Regions from separate parts of the Mus musculus genome. Here region 2 is linked to region 1. The links are chromatin loops, found by intact Hi-C in ENCODE. Cell type or tissue: gastrocnemius. All regions are shown on one strand. Links, peaks and the distances in the headings refer to the core of each region. The heading gives the core; the rest is flanking DNA. Region 1 has its middle 12 kb from the start of Gm10646. Region 2 holds the start of Tpm1 (tropomyosin 1, alpha).

The links. A loop is a pair of places that touch in the nucleus more often than their neighbours do. Peaks named below come from ENCODE experiments on the same cell type or tissue, not always from the same donor. Only the 100,000 strongest peaks of a DNase experiment are listed, where the experiment ranks them.
Region 2: it touches region 1 in a loop (5-fold over the local background); 4 of 42 quality-filtered maps call a loop at or near these places.

What each region holds. Positions count from the first base shown.
Region 1 is chr9:67,111,431-67,116,801 of GRCm38, forward strand. No RefSeq gene overlaps it. Among named protein-coding and RNA genes, the nearest start is that of Gm10646, 12 kb to the left of the region's middle. In gastrocnemius, for the core only: CTCF peaks have their summits at 303 (motif pointing left) and 2,281 (motif pointing left); no DNase peak of the experiment used is centred there; H3K27ac peaks cover 4,601 bases.
Region 2 is chr9:67,047,063-67,052,433 of GRCm38, forward strand. It overlaps Tpm1 (tropomyosin 1, alpha), which reads right to left and starts at 2,151. Exons shown (of 10, transcript NM_001164248.1): 1 at 1,957-2,151; 2 at 724-849. The coding sequence starts at 2,070. In gastrocnemius, for the core only: CTCF peaks have their summits at 409 (motif pointing right) and 2,321 (motif pointing left); DNase peaks (open chromatin) are centred at 652, 884, 1,169 and 2,352; H3K4me3 peaks cover 5,000 bases; H3K27ac peaks cover 5,000 bases.

The DNA of each region.
Region 1 (5,371 bases), core at 297-5,296:
AGTCAACTCGGCTTACTAGGTAAGTCCTAGGCCAATGAGGAACCCTGTCTTTAAATACCAAGATGGGCCTGGTGGCGATGATGGCACACACCTTTAATCTCAGCACTCAGGAGGCAGAGGCAGGAGGATTTTTGAGTGTGAGGCCAGCCTGGTCTACAGATCGAGTTCCAGAACAGCCAGAGATACACAGAGAAATTCTGTCCTGAAAAAATAACAGTCACAGGCTAGAGAGGAAGTTCAGAGGTTAAGAGTACTGGCTGCTCTTCCAGAGGTCATGAGTTCAATTCCCAGCAACCACATGGTGGCTCACAACCATCTATAATGAGAAATGGTGCCCTCTTCAGGCCTGCAGGCATACATACAGGCATCATCATCACCACCATCACTATCATCATCATCCTCAAACAAACCAAGATAAACAGAGCTGACGGTCCAGGTTATTCTCTGGTTTCAATTCCGTGTGTGTGTGTGTGTGTGTGTGTGTGTGTGTGTGTGTGTGCATGTGCATCCTCATGGAAAGGCCCACATGGAGAGACATTGAGGCTTCAGGGTCATGGTGTAGATGCAGACACTATGTTCCAAGCATGCATTCAAACACAGCCTTTGTCACACACTGACTGTGATTTAATGAGAGGCCCTGGGCCAGAGCCTGCAGCTGAGCTACTCTGGAATTCCTTGCCCACAGAAATCATGAGAAATATCAAGCTGGTTCCTTTCTAGTTAGTTTATTATGTAACAATAAGCTCTTACTGTTATCTTACACACTTTGTGGGGTCATAGGTGGTGTCTCCCATCCCTTAGAAAGCATCTCAAAAGTTCGTTCCAACCAGGTTGAAAAAATGGGCCACATGCTTAGACATCCTGTGGGCAGAGCCTGTCTCCCAGAGATTGATAGCATGTGCTGTTTGGCAGACAGTGTCTGTATGAGCTTTGTGTAGAGCTTTCCTGATGCTGTACTTTTGTGATGTAATGTTGATGAAAGTGAACCTGAACAGCTTTGCATTGCATAATTAATGACATTACATTTCCATGACAACGCCTAATTAATCATGTCTGTTCCCATGAACTTTTAGCCTGTGGGAATCCTAGCTCACATGGGACAGTAAATTATGTTGGCATATCTTTTACATTTTTTTTTCTTCTTTGAATGAGGATCTCATGTAGCTCAGTCTGACATCCAGCTTGCTTTATAGCTAAGGATGATACGGAACTCCTTCTGCCTCTACTTCCCAGACTCCTGGGATTATAGACTTGTACCTTTATATCCAGTTTACGCAGTGTTGGGAATCAACTCAGGGCTCCATGCATGAATCACTCAATCCACTGAGCTACCTTGCCAGCCCTCACCTATAATTTTTGGAAGGCAGAGATGGGTGGGTGCTGCTTTTGAAGACCCCTGGACTATAAGGTCGACACCAGGGTCTATCAGTCCCTTAAGGTTAGGGGTTAGCCCTTTTACACTTGATCCCCCTTTCCTAGCACAGTACCTGGCACATCACACTAGCTCATTAAATATTTGTCGAGTACATAGAAAATGTTGAATAATGAATGAGCCTGTGTTTTGCCTTCTCCTCCTCACTTGACTCACAGAGTTAAGACAAAATCCATCTGGAAGGTTCAGCCTGTTTGAGCTCTGCAGAGAGACATGGAGGAAGCATGTCCCAGAGGGTCCCTATGATGGTTGTGATTGCTCACACTCTCACATTCTGGACTCATGAAGTCGGGGGATACAGACCTCAGATCCTCTTTAATATCCCTCTTCCCTTTGAGAGCATCAGTAGGAGAGTGTCAACAACAACCATGGTGGGGTACTTGGAGATATCAAGAACATTTGAAGAAAGGCCTCATGGGCAGAGGTAGAGTCTTTGGTGAGATCCATTCTCAGCCAGAGAGGTTCTCCTGGTTTCATTTTGTAGCCAGGAATTTCCAAGGCTTGCTTATGAAGCTGCAGTCCAGTGTTTGCTGGGGCTCCAGCCACCAGTTCACAAAGATTCATCTCCATGAATGGCAAGTCACCTGGACTGCTGGCCAGGGGTTTCTCTCTATATGGACCTTTCAATAGGACTTCTCCAAAAACAAAAACAAAGCACCTTTAATACCTTTTTAATACCTATGTATTACATATGTGTTTCAGAGCATGCACGCGTGCGCACAGGCACATGTCTGTTGACAGGATAGGCATACCAAGCACATGTGTGGAGATCAGGGGACAACTTTTGGGAGTCAGTTCTCTCCTCCAATCATGGGGTCCCAGGGGGTTAACTCAGGCCAACGGGAAGCATCTTTACCTATGGAGCCATCTGCTGGCCCTACACGGCTTCTTAAATGTCTTTATATGATACTTCTTCAGAGTGAGCAATGCAGGGTACCAAGGCTCAAGTGGCAGTGGCTAGCTTGATACATTAGCTTCCCAAACAGGCTTAGTCAAGCGTCCCTCAGTCCACTGTAGGGAGGCACCTTTATCTTCCAGACTCTCAGAGGATTTGTGCTTGGCCCTGGCTCTTGCCATCATTTCCACAAAGGAGCTAACCAAAATTTCCCACCCCTACATGTTGGCCACTGCAGGTCAGGAAAGCCAATTGCCAAGCCGTGACAAACCATTCCTGGTTCATCCCTGGGCGATTCTGAGCTCATCGTGAAGACTTGGTGACAAGGGATAAGAGCCGTAGCTGAGGGACCGCTGGGCAGGGGGAAGTGTGAGATCCTGTGCACACTGGGTGGCCATGGCCACCACAGCTCTTCAGCCTCCATGATGACTTGCAGATAAGCCCAGGGAGATGGATGGCTGAGGATTGACAGGGCCACTTGTCCTGGATTTGGGTAGTCTGGGGACACTGGGCCACCTGCTGCCGAACTACTCCTAGCAAGAACACGTGTTTCTGAAATTAGACACCTTATGATGCTAGCCCTCGCTTCTCCTCTTCCCTGTTTATAAGTGATGGAGGCAGCTGCTCTCAGGAAAGGAAAACACAACAGAGCACAACTGTGTGTCCAGATCAGATCAAAGGCTGGTGTGAGGTGGGGAAAGGGGGCTTCTGATGCTCACAGATGCCACTCTGTGGGTCGCAGTTTGAGCTCATAGATGCCCTTTGCCTAGTTTCTCTGCTCAATAACAATGTTCTCCCTTTCCTTCCCTTTCCTTTCTTCCTTCCTTCCTTCCTTCCTTCCTTCCTTCCTTCCTTCCTTCCTTCCTTCTTCCCTCCCTCCCTCCCTCCCTCCATCCCTCCCTCCCTCCCTTCCTTTTTCCTTCCCTCTTTCTATTTCCTTACCCCCTTTTCTTTTTTATGAAGGCTCACACTTATCAGGCTGGCCTTAAACTCCTTATGAAACCAAAGATGACCAGGAACTTCTGATCTTCCTGCTCCACCTCCCAAGGGCTAAGACTGCAAGCATACATCACTGTGCTTGGTTTATTGGTGTTGGGGATCAAACCCAAGGTTTTGTGCATGCTAGACAAGCGCCTTATCCGTGGAGCCACACCGTCAGCCCAAATCTTCTTTTTATAAATGATCTGATATCAGTCATGCACATCCTAGGGCAAACTAAAGCCGTGTAAACAAGCCTTTAGCTCTCATCACTCAGCCAACCTACTCTGATTAATCCAATACTTCAGTGCAAATTTTGCCTAATTCAAAGAAATTCTAGTGCTAATGCTTTAGGAACAATGGTTTCCAGCTTTCTCTCTTTTTGTTTTTCAAATAACATTCAAACTATATACACTAAACTTTTAACCTTGTAGCTTTGGGAAGTAAGAAGGAAAAAATATTTAGAATATTTTAAACTTATTCTTTGATACTTTTATATGTGTATATAACATATCTTGATCAACTCCTCTCTTTCCACCCCTCCTGGACCCTCCAAGCACAGCTCTTGTCAAATTAGTGCAGCCTGTGCACCGAGTGTGGAACCAGCTATCTGAACAACCTGTGCTCCCTGACATGAGAGTCTACAGAGACGGCTAAACACCCTTTGCTGGAGAAGGGCTCCGTGGGTGAAGTGCCTTCTAGGAGGGTCTGAAGACCTGAGTTTAGGTCCCTAGGAGCAATGTGAAGCTGGACACAGAAGCACATAAAGCTATGACTCCAGTATTACTGGAAGCTTTGGGGCCACTTAGCCTGGCATATGAGGCTGTGAGCAAGAGACCCTGTCTCAAGTTGGAGGACAAGGGCTGACACCTGAGGTTATCCCATGACCTGCAAACACCCCTCAACACAGAGAAACAAAATTTAAAAATGCAAATAATGCCCCTTTGGCTTTTGTGTGGTTTTGTGTGTTTCGTGTGTATGATGTGTGTGACTGTGGGCACGTGGGTGACACCGCGCTCACATGCACATCGGAGCACAGTTTTTTTGGAGTTGGTTCTCATCATTTACCTTGTTTTGAGGCAGAGTCTCTCTTGTTTTGCCACACTCTCCAGGGTAGCTGCCCAAGTTTCTGGGTCTTGTTTTCCTTCCCATCTCCTTGTGAAAGTTCTGGGAGCACAGATGCCCACAGCTACATTCAACATTTGCACATGATCCAAACAAACTCAGGCTGGCAGGCTTGTGTGGCAAGTGCTCTCTTCCACTGAGCCATCCCCCAAGGCCCTCTTTGACTTCTGAAGCCTGGCTACATCTTAGTGATTTATTGTCCTATAAAGGAGAGAGAAAACAAAATATAGGAGCAAGTGATCTCCTACAGAGAGGAGGGGTCTGTCCTGCTGCAGAGTGTGTTTACACAGGCGAGCAGAGAGAATTCCTTTCCTGAATTCTTTCCCAGTGCTGTCACAAGTCAGGGTTTCCTGTAACCCAAGAAGGGGCTTCATAATCCACTGCTGATTCCCCAACCCCTCAAACTCCTCCCACACCCAGGTCCTTGAAGGTAACAGCCAGTGCCTCTCCAAAAGACTCTTGTGAGCCGTTTAACTCTTCAGAAAATTTCTATAAGCACATCTACTTTTATTCATTTAAAAGATTTTATTTGTGTATGTCTGTGTATCTGTGGGTATATGCACCCAAGTGCAATCTCTGGGGGTGGGGGGGGGGAGAAGAAGGTGTCAGACTCCTGGAGCAGGAGTTACAGTTGGTTGTGAGCTACCCATGGGTGCTAAGAATCAACCTTGAGTTTCCTGCAGGAGCAATATGTGTTGGGAACCACTGAACCATCTCTCTGGCCCCTTCACGCAAGACATTTACCTGTTCTGTTTGCATGACATACTAATAGGGTACATATACATGTATACTTTACTTTTAAAACATAACACACATGACTATTATATGTAAACAATTAACATTTGGCATCTGTAAACACTATTTTTAAAAAGTTATAAATTCACCCTTTTAGGTACTTTATTATTCTCCTTTACAGAAAAGGGGGCACACAGAAATAGATG
Region 2 (5,371 bases), core at 158-5,157, 65 kb before region 1:
CTATCACCCCCCTGGAAGCACGTCTGTGGTGGTTGTCAGAGGGCTGACAGGTGGGGGCGGGGCGGGCAGGGGGCAGCCAGCTCGCTATGCCATATAAAGCACTGAGCTATATATAACTCCCTGCGTACTTTCTGGATCTAGTGCTTCAGACTGCAGACCCAAGCAAGTATCACCTTCCCTGGGCAGGTCTTAAGGCTTGTCTAGTGAGAAAAAGAGCCTCAAAGTGTCACAGTAGCCCTCAAATTTAGCGTCTGAAGTAAAAGGATGAGTCCATTTAAAGGCCAGGCTCTGTGGACTTACTCAGACTAGGTCCATCAGCGAAAACCACCGGGGGCTGGGGGCGCGGCAAACACTAGGTATTCTGTTTTGCACAGACCTTGGTGATGACATACACCTCAGAGGTTTTATACCAGCAGGAGGCGAAGTTCACCTCCAGCTTCACCCTTTTCAGCTCCCAGCTTCGTACCCACCCACCTCCAACCAAAGGGGAGGAGGTAAAGAAGAGGAAAAAGAGAAAAAGGGAAAGGACGGAATAAAAATGAAACGTGAGCAGCAGTAGAGGCGGCATCCAGTGCTCTGGGCCACGGCCAGGCTGTGTGCAGGTGTCCCTGCAGGAGGAGGTTCGCCCTCTTCCTTTGCTCTGCAGCCCCTGTGGTGGCCCCCCGCCCCCCAGAGTGGCCACACGGACAGGAGGTGAGGGAGGCAGTGTGAGCGTGCACTTACATCTGTGGCCTTTTTCTCCGCCAGCTCCAGTTTCTCCTGGGCATCTTTGAGAGCCTCGGAGTATTTGTCCAGTTCATCTTCAGTGCCCTTGAGTTTCTTTTGCAGTGACACCAGCTCATCTTCCAGCTGGGAGTTGGCAGTGGAGTACGGGGAGGGGGGAAGGGGGAGGGGGTGGGGTGCGGCAGGCAGCGTGATCCCGCAAGGTGCGGGTTGAGGGTGCATAGACCATAAAGGACAGGGACAGCGGGAGAGAGAGAGAGAGGGAAAGACAGGGAGGGAGAGAGAAAGAGAAAGAGTTAGCCATTCGTGTGCAGTGCCTCGCCGCGCGCCCGGGGTACCTTGGCGGCGGTCTCGTCGGCAGCCAGGAGGCTGTCCTCCGCCTTGTGCAGCTCCTCTAGCACCCGGTCCCGCTCGTCCTCCGACGCCCGCAGCAGCTTCTCTTTCGCTGCGATGTCCTCCTCGAGCTGGGGTAGCGGCGAGCGGGCGCGGGCGGCCGGCATGGACCGGGTGGGAGACACATAACAAATGGGTGCCAGGTTGGCTGGAGCCCTGGGGCTAAGGGATCGCTGCTTTGGGGCTCAAGGGACCCTAAGATATCTCTCCCAGAGATCTCACTCAGTGACTCATCTCGCACACCACCCCCCAACCCGGGACCACACGCTCCGGCCGGCCGAGGACAGCAAGCTCAGGTTCTCAATTTGAGGGACTGCCGAAACATGTCCTTGTTTGGCTAGCTTTCCGTGTGTCTCCCATTCTGTCCCATCTTTGTTCTTAGGAAATAATTCAGTGACTCCCTCCTCTTCCCTTCAAAGTCTTCATCCCGTGTTGAGGGATCTTTCTCCCCAACCAAAAAGTCCAAAGAACTTCGGACACCTTAGGACTTGAGCCTTGCTCCGCTCCCCCACCCTTCCCTCCAGGCAACCCGGGAACTTGTATCCTTTCTCTCTTCCTCTTTCAAAACTGATTCCCAACCCTAAGAGTCAAGAGCCTCTCTAGGGAAGAAGCTCAGTGGACCTCGCAGACCGTGGGAGTCAGAGAAGGGCCACGAGCGTCCTCGGACGAGACAGAAAAGTTAGAATCAGTCTAACTCTCGCGCTTCTCCTTTTCTTTTTTAAACGTGCGCCCCTGGACACCCTGGCTGGGGATGGGATGAGGAAAGGGAGCCAGTTCGGGTCCCGGGGCTGAGCGACCCACGCTAAGCTGGGGCATTGGAGGTTGGGGATAAATGCAGACCTGCTTGCTCCGGTCTTCCGCCGCCTTCTTATCAGCCTCCGCTTGCTCAGCTCGATCCAAGGCGTTCTCTTTGTCGAGCTTCAGCATCTGCATCTTCTTCTTGATGGCGTCCATGGTGGCGGTGGCGAGGGGCCCTTAGGCAGCGGAGCGAGAGGAGACGCGAGCGCGGTGGGGTAGCAGAGCCGGAGTGCGAGCGCGGAGCTGCCTGCTGCTCCCTGATATGTACTTTCCCAGGGGGGCGACCGCATTCCTTAGGACAGCCAATACTTTTTTGGAAAAGCTTGTTCCTCCTTCCCCCTTTCCCAGTCTCCTGCCTCCGCCCCGTGCCCCCTCCTCGCTCCTCCCGCGGGGGCCCGCACGCCCATTCGCTGCCGCCTGCCGGCCTCCCAGTTGACGGTGGATATGACTATATATGGGGACCCGAGCCTCCGAGGCCGCGGCCGGGCGAGGCCGTCCTATTTCTAAACCTGCACGCCTGGGAAAGAGCGCCGGGACCTCGCTGGAGAGGAGCCCGGCACTGGGCGAGAGTCTCTAGCCACCTCTCAGAGCCATCGTCTGGCGGTCAAGGTCCCCAGAAGAGCCTGCCCGGAACCACCCGGAATAGGGCAGGTGGTGTGTGCGCACCGGCTCACTCTGCCTCCAGGTCCTGGGGTGCTGCTCATTGTAAGGTCCGGGGGCTGCCAGTCACGGCCACTGCCCCTCCCCTCTGGGCCTGGGAGCTCTCGGTACCCAGCTGGGTCCTTGTGGCAGCACTCAGCCCACTCACCAGTTGTCGTCCTGGGCTCTCACGGTCTGGACATTTCAACCAGAGCAGAGAAATAGAGGTGGAGGAAGGTTTGAGGGCCATTCCTGAGACCCTGTCTCTCTGCCCCTGATAGTGGACATAGTGACACACAGGCAGTCTCGAGTCTTTTCACCAAACTGGGGGTGGGTAGTAAAATACTTTAGGGACTTAAGGCCCAAAAGTGCCTGCGCTGTGCTTTGGAAAGGGCAGAGGGAGTGTGTCAGTGTGTAGCGGTCTAGGCGTTTTTCTTCCCTGTGGGAGTCAGTGGTGTGAGTGTGAGTGTGTGTGTGTGTGTGTGTGTGTGTCTGGTCTTTAGTCATCGGCAGCTGTGATTTGTAACAGCTTCAATGCTGTAGCTTCCCTCCATTTATTCATTTGCATGTTTTACTAGAGTCGGTTACTTATTTGGGGGGCGGGGTCATGGAGGTGCATTCGTGCTTTGGTGGACTGTAGAGGTCAGAGAGCAACTCTTTAAGAATCCAACACAGGGGGCTGGTGAGATGGCTCAGTGGGTAAGAGCACCCGACTGCTCTTCCAAAGGTCCGAAGTTCAAATCCCAGCAACCACATGGTGGCTCACAACCACCCGTAATGAGATCTGATGCCCTCTTCTGGAGTGTCTGAAGACAGCTACAGTGTACTTGCATATAATAAATAAATAAATCTAAAAAAAAAAAAAAAAAAAAAAAAAAAAAAAAAAAAAAAAAAAAAAAAAAGAATCCAACACAGGTCTTTGTGCTTGATAGCAAGCTCCTTTACCTGCTGAGCCATCTTGTTAGTCCAGTTTCCTTGCTTGGATCCTTACAGGGAGTTGTCTCTCTCTGTAAGGCATTTGGATGCTGGTGCTGAAAACATGGTACAAATTAGCTAAGGAAATGGTTCTATCTGTAGCCTGATCTCTGCAGAGGGAAAGGGGCCAGCCAGCTCAGCACTGAAGACAAGAGGATTGTCCCTCCGTATCGCTTTAAGTTTACCTCAAGCCAGTCCCCAAGGAGGAGAGATGCCTGATCTTTTCCAGTTCAGTGAGGCTTCAGGAGGGGAGAACCTTCCTGATGGCCAGCTGAGACAGGGTTGTGAGGGTCTTGTGACCAGTCCCTACAGAATAATTTACAGCCTGTACTACATGGATATCAAATATTCCCCAGACAGTGTCTGAGTAGATTAGGCAGGCCAAATGACTTGCTAAGCCCTTCAAGAAGAGAATGATCATATTCCTCTTTAGGATTTTATCAGGTTTCTGGCTGCCCAGGAGGGAAAACGCACCCTCTGGTAGTGACCAGAACATTGGAACAGATGAACAGGGACTCTGTGGCACAGAACATTCACCAGAGCCCTTCCTTGCCACGTGCCAAGTGGCTCAGGGCGCTGACACCCTTCCAGGCCATGGGCAGTATTCAGATATGTGGGCTATAGGAAGCTGACACTCCAGCTTGGAGTTTAACAGAGGAGAAGAATAGGGAATCTGGAATTTAGAAGCTGAGATCCAAAATGGACTTGGATACTTCTTTTTAATATAGCCGTAGCCATGGTGCAACCTCTTAAAGCCTCCGTTCTCTTCTATTAATGAAGTAGATACTGGAGTAAATACTGACTTTCTCCATGTGCTGGGCATAGTTGAAAAACTCACTCACTAAATCCATTTTAAATAAGCTAATGGTACAGTCCATTAAATATCCCACAACTGGATACCTGTTACATGCATGACAGGCAGCACTGGACTCTGAACTCAAAATTGGGTGACGTACAAATTTCTCAACCAGATGCTGAGGAAGAACAGCAGTGTAAGACCTCAGAAAGGAAGACACGGAAAGAGCCAGGGTAGAGCAAACAGACAAGGCTTCTTCGGGAAGCTTTACAACAGATTTTAGAGAAGGGTTGCAACAGGGACTGAGAAGCCCTTAACACTGGTTGGACAGTAGGCTTTCCTGAACAACAGATTGGAAAGGCAAGTTGAGGCCAGATGGCAAAGAACTTGGAATTCTAGGTTGTCCTTGAACTCCTGTCCTCCTTCCTCTGCTTCCTGAGTCCTGGGGTTACACAATACACAGCTCTTGTGTGGGTGGAAACGATAGATTTCTTTCTATCTCTCCTTACCCTTGGGCCTCTCACATACACCTGTACTCAAAGGCTGAGTCTACGGAGCTCAAGTGTTACACTGAGTTACACTGAGCTAACTTTGTGGGAGTGGAGTGCATATGCTAGAGGTCAACCTTGGGTGTTACTCCTCAGGATGGCATCTACATTGGTTTTGAGACAAGGTCTCTCATTGGCCTGGAACTTGCCATGTAGACTAGGCTTGCTAGGTGGAGATCCCCAGGGATCTGATTCTCCAGGGCTGCGATGGCAGGTGTGCATATATTCTGAGGAGTAAAATCAGGTGTTCACTGAGCCAGCTCCCTAGCCTCAGAACTACCATATCATCCACACGGATGGGTTGACATAATGTGTCCCTGAGTTTAGTCATTACCATTTCACCCCTCTGTATAGTCTGACAGCTGGCCAGGTCCCACCCAGCTTCACAGAGGAAGTATCATGACCTGCCCTCCATCAAGGAATATGACAAATCAAATACCATAATTTCTATAACAAATTCTATACCGAACACATCTTCTGGGTCTCAAATAGGATCTTG